2 separate regions of the Mus musculus genome follow, and region 1 is linked to region 2. A link is a loop called in an ENCODE intact Hi-C map of the cell type or tissue named here. Cell type or tissue: left cerebral cortex. All regions are shown on one strand. Links, peaks and the distances in the headings refer to the core of each region. The heading gives the core; the rest is flanking DNA. Region 1 overlaps Gm42456 (a long non-coding RNA gene). Region 2 has its middle 1.9 kb from the start of Pop7.

The links. Hi-C counts contacts between places; a loop is a spot of excess contacts. Peaks named below come from ENCODE experiments on the same cell type or tissue, not always from the same donor. Only the 100,000 strongest peaks of a DNase experiment are listed, where the experiment ranks them.
Region 1: it touches region 2 in a loop (3-fold over the local background); 4 of 42 quality-filtered maps call a loop at or near these places.

What each region holds. Positions count from the first base shown.
Region 1 is chr5:137,283,716-137,286,516 of GRCm38, reverse strand. Gm42456 (a long non-coding RNA gene) reads left to right here. Exons shown (of 4, transcript XR_003955815.1): 2 at 2,793-2,801. Among named protein-coding and RNA genes, the nearest start is that of Ache, 3.1 kb to the left of the region's middle. In left cerebral cortex, for the core only: a CTCF peak has its summit at 1,283 (motif pointing right); a DNase peak (open chromatin) is centred at 1,297; H3K27ac peaks cover 18 bases.
Region 2 is chr5:137,502,885-137,505,685 of GRCm38, reverse strand. No RefSeq gene overlaps it. Among named protein-coding and RNA genes, the nearest start is that of Pop7, 1.9 kb to the right of the region's middle. In left cerebral cortex, for the core only: CTCF peaks have their summits at 1,503 and 2,668; no DNase peak of the experiment used is centred there; H3K4me3 peaks cover 272 bases; H3K27ac peaks cover 311 bases.

The DNA of each region.
Region 1 (2,801 bases), core at 15-2,514, 220 kb after region 2:
TCACTGAAAGAAAGATCCTGGGACAAGAATAAACTGTCGATGGGCCTCAGGTTTACCATAAATCCATAATAGCTTAGACAGCTTAGTAAGCAAAAGGGCAGGAAGAGGTTTGTAAGATGATCCAGTCAACCAAGACGTTTGTCGCCGAACATACTTAGGACCCACGTGGTGGAAGGAGAGAACCAACTCCCTGAAATGTGTCCTCTGACCTCGGGATGTACCCTACCCTCCATAAATAAGTGCAAGAAGTGGAGGAGGAGAAAGAGGAGGGCGAGGAAGAGGAGGGGGAAGAGGAGGGAGAGGGAGAGGGAGAGGAGGAAGAAGAAACAACTCTGAAGACAGCCATGTGAGATTACACTTGACATCAAGTATCAGTTGCTTTTAAGGAACCTGGTGCTACCTTTCACAGTATCCTGCTTTACCATCTTCAGAAAGTGACTTCCAACAACATACGGTGTAACAAGGCTCCTGGAGTGTCAGCCATCAGTCACATCTGCACCCTCCAAGACAGGATAAATGATGTTCTTGCTCTGTTTAAGGCCATTTCCTGGAAACTGACACACAACTCTTGAGTTTCCATCCTACTGGCCAAGGTGTATTTCTAAGGTGTTGTTTGCTATGAATGCGGTCCAAAAAGGTTGTCTGTGTTTTGATGTCTGGACTGATCTAAAATTTGACTGTATATATATATTTTTTAAAGATTTATTTATTATTATATCTAAGTACACTGTAGCTGGCTTCAGATGCACCAGAAGAGGGCGTCAGATCTCATTATGGGTGGTTGTGAGCCACCATGTGGTTGCTAGGATTTGAACTCAGGACCTCTGGAAGAGCAGTCAGTGCTCTTACCCGCTGAGCCATCTCTCCAGCCCAAATTTGACTGTATTTAAAACATTTTAATTGCATTTGATAGATTTATCTTTTGTGAATATGTGTAGAGGTCAGAAGACAATTTGTGGAAATCAACTCCCTCTATCACATGGGTCCACAGATCTCGGTAGCAAGCCCCTTTACCCACTAAGCCTTCTTGTCTTTCCCTTGGCTGTTTTAATGATAGGAACAAGGAAGACTGGATCCTAAAGAACATTACCAATTTGCTAAATGCTAAATGACACCTTCCTTTGTTTTTGTCATCGCAGCTCTTAAACACATCCAAATCTTCGGATTCCAAAGATGCCCTCATTTCTTTCACAAAACCCGCATCCCAAGTGCTCCCTTCCCCTAACTGGTGCTCTAGAATTTGCATGAGTTCTCATGCCATGCCTGAGTTGTCCACTGGAGGGCGCTGTTTGAGATATGGGATCCTGTTGAAGGAGAAACATTCATAATGTCTACTAGAGGGCACTGCTTGGGACTTTAAAGGCCATTAGAGAAGGCGCATCTAGAGTGGAAGTCTTTGAGGGCACTGTGAAGTGGGAGAGGTGTAGGACAAGGGGTCCTAAACAGGGAATTTCTGCTCTGGGTACTGGTTCCTGACCTAGGTTCTTCCAGTGCAGGACCAGAGGGCTCGGTTCTGGTCAGCTTAATCTTAGGTTTGTTCGACTGGGTCTCTGAAATAGCCATTGAGTGACTCCACTGAATCTAGGTTGTAGCTCTTCAAGAGTGGGGAACCCGAGGCTAGGCAAAGCACGTTCCTTTTTCTTTTTTTTCTTTTCTTTCTTTCTTTCTTTCTTTCTTTCTTTCTTTCTTTCTTTCTTTCTTTTTTAATATTTATTTATTTGTTATATGTAAGTACACTGTAGCTGTCTTCAGAAGAAGACAGCATCAGAAGAGGGCATCAGATTTTGTTACGGATGGTTGTGAGCCAACTCAGAACCTTTGGAAGAGCAGTCGGTGCTCTTAACCTCTGAGCCATTTCACCAGCCCCACATTCCTTTTCCTGCTCATTGTTTTCTATGTCCCTTACTTAAGATTGTCCTAAAATTCAAGGGTAGGGGCGTGGCTTAGTGGTAGAGCCCCTGCCTAGAATCCCCCAGGGAGGGGCTGGGGGCGTGGCTCAGTGGTAGAGCCTCTGCCTAGAATCCCCCAGTGGGGGGCTGGGGGCGTGGCTCAGTGGTAGAGCTCCTGCCTAGAATCCCCCAGGGAGGGGCTGGGGGCGTGGCTCAGTGGTAGAGCCCCTGCCTAGAATCCCCCAGGGAGGGGCTGGGGGCGTGGCTCAGTGGTAGAGCCCCTGCCTAGAATCCCCCAGGGAGGGACTGGGGGCGTGGCTCAGTGGTAGAGCCCCTGCCTAGAATCACCCAGGGAGGGGCTGGGGGCGTGGCTCAGTGGTAGAGGATGTTGGTTTAGGATGTGGAAAATCCTGGGCTTCTACCCCCGCCCAGCACAGGGGAAGTCAAGGAAGACAATGTCCCATTATTTCAGGAGCAGCCTTAGCCTTGGATTACACTTTTGAAACCTGGATGGCTGAGGGGTACTGCCTTTATAGAACGGTGGGAATATCACTTTGGAATATCTTTTTATCTTAAAATATTACATCTTGATATTTATTTAAAGTCTGTCTCTCTTTCTTTCTCTGTGTGTGTTCACAAGTGTACCATGTCACATGTGTGGTGGTCAGGGGATACGTTTTGGGAGTGGTTTCCCTCTTTCTACCATGTGGGTTCGGGGGGTATGGAACTTGGGTCATCAGGTCTGATGCACCTTTGAGCTATAACTTCAGTGACTGCGAATATTTGCCATTGTACCCAGGAGAGGTGAGAGAGTACCATTAGTGAGTTAACACAGACTCAGACGGCTCTCAGAGGCTGAGCAAATTCTTCCCCTGCTGTAGCTTCCGTTTGTCCATGGCCCAGGTCTTCTCT
Region 2 (2,801 bases), core at 224-2,723:
TCCCTCCCTCCCTCCTTTCCTCCCTCCCTCCCTCCCTTCCTTCCTCTCTTCCTTCCTTCCTTTCTTCTATTCTTTTCTTTCTTTTTCTGGACAGGGTTTCTCTGTGTAGCCCTGCCTGTCCTGAAACTCACTCTGTAGACCAGGCTGGAACTCAGAGACCTGCCTGCCTCTGCCTCTGGTGTGCTGGCATTACAGGTGTGCATCACTGCCACTAGCAGGGTTGTTTATTTCCTGTCTTTGCTCATTGGGATGTGTGTGTGTGTTTGCTTTTATGAAACATGTTCCTGTTACCTAAGCCTTCAAACTGCAGAGATCTGGGTTTTGCAGGCACCATGCCACTTGGGTAAACTCTTCAGTTCCCAGTTTTTACATAGTCTAGATACAAATCTTTTATTAAATATATGATGAAAAGAAAATATATTCTCCCATACCATGCTTCTTTTACCATCTCCTCCTTTATAATTTGTGTTATTATCATTATTACTATTATTATCATATGTGCACGTGTGAATGGTGTATGTTGGGCGAGAGCATATCTGTGCCAGCCACATCACCATTTGGAGGTCAGAGTACTACTGTGGTGTCGGGTCTCTCCCGTCTTTACGTAGGTCCTGCGGTTCATCAGGCTCAGGTCATTAGGCTTGGATAGAATGCACTTCACCCGCTGAGTCATCTCTCCAGCCCTTCTCTCTATAGACAGGTCTCAGACCTAAGCTGGCCTCAGACTTGCTATATAGCCCAGGATGGGACTAGGCCTCCTGCCCTCTACCTCCTGCATGCCTGGACCAAGCGTGCACCACCACACCCAGCTTTGTGCATCCTGTTTTCATATTATTTTGGTTGTTCATAAAAGTTTTCTTTTTGAGACAGGGTCTCACATTGCAGTCTGGAGCGCTCTAGCTTAACCTGGCCTCGAGGCCATGACAATCCTCCTGCCGCAGTCTCCTAAGTGCTTGTATTACAGGGTGAGTCATCGTGCCCAGCTTTAAAGGTTTCTAAATTTTATTTTTAAATTTATTTATTTTGAGTGTGTTTGGGGAGTATATGAGCATGGACATACACTCATAGGAAAGCTTTTGGGAGTGGACTTTTTTCTTCTATTATGGTGGGTCCCAGGGCCCCACCTCAGGTTCTTGGGTTTCACAGTGGGTAGCCTTACCTTAGACCCTCCACCCTTGAAATTTTGATGAACAACAGCTTATCTGTCTTCCCCACCCCACCTCGACCCTGTCTCTGGACTGGTTGCCTGACTAGCCTCTTGAAGAATCCCCTTACATTTTCTCCATTTGTTTTATAGTTAACAGTTTCATATTCAGAGCCACTGGCCACGCTATGGTCTTAAGGCCCTCCCCCACCCTCGGGTCTGTTTCAGAAGCACTCGATACACAGTCCTTTTGCATTGTGCTATGTTTGCATTTCTGTCAAGACAATGAGTTGGCCGGAGCTATAACTCAAATGGTAGCAAGTACACTGCATGAATCAGCTATGCTGGCCCACACCTGTAATTCCCACACTTGGCAGCGGGAGGCAGTTGAGCCAACCTTCAAGGGCACGCTCACTGAGTTTGATGCCAGCCTGGCTGTGAGGCCCTTTCTCCAATGGCTTGGTGTACTTGAGTGTTTCTGAGTTCTCTATTTTATTGATTTTTGTATATATACACCTGCCAACAGCACACTTTTCTTAATGACCGTATTTGCATGGTAAGTCTTAAGGGGCTGGCAAGATGGATCAGTGTGTGAGCTGTGAAGTCCTTGCTGTGTGAGCCTTTGCTCCTCAGAACCAATATAAAGGTTGAGGAATCGACTTCACAACGTGTATGGTCCCTGCACTGCATACACACAATAGCCATAGCTTTAAAAGTAAATATATATTTTTAAATTTTTATATATGTGCCTGTGTGTGTCTGGGCACACACACAGGCCAGAGGAGGGTGTCAGGTCTCCTGAAGCTGGACTTAACATTCAACATGGGTACCGGGAACAAACTCGAGTCCTCTTCAAGAGAGTCATCTTGAAGAGCAGAAAGTGCTCGTAATTGCTAAGACAGTTGAGTCCAACAACGTTACAAAATCATTTTATTCAGTCTATTTATTTGCCATAAGTTTTAGGATAAGTTTATTAAAATGGTGCAGTCGTGCACACCTAAAACATTAGCGCTGGGGAGGCCAAGGCAGGAGCATGAGTTCTAGGCTAGCCTGAGCTACATCGTTAAACCCTATCCCCACCCCCACCCCCCAAAAAAAGATTTTTTGGTTTATATGTGCAACTCTTCCTGAGACTCCTCTAAATGTTCATTAAATATATAGATCAGCTCGGAGTAAACTGAGGTCTAGCATGTCAAACCTTCCATTTTAACCTAAATCCTAGAAGTTAGGGATGTATCTCAGTTGAGTGAGTCCCTGCGGTTATAACCCTGGCACTCACAAGGTGGAGGCAGGGGGATCAGAAGTTCAAGGTTGGCTATATAGCAGAGTGCACACTTCCCTTTCCAGCCTTCAGTCAGATTCAGCCTAGGTAAGTGGCCTGGAGATGTATCTAGGACGAAGCCCCAAAGCAGGCTTCACGCCTTTCTGCAGGGAACGGTCCAAATGCTTTACCATTGCGGGCAGAGATCCAGATTCCCACTAACTTTCAGGGGCTAGGAACCCAAGCACTGCAGTTCCTGTCCCTTCCGCCAGGGAGCGGCCGGTCATGGCTTGCCGGTCGCGGGAAGCAGCTCGAGTGCGGCGGGACAGTTAAGAGGTGTGGCGGGAAGCTGCCAACACTTGGCACCTCATGTGGGTCCCTCGCAGAGGGAGGAGT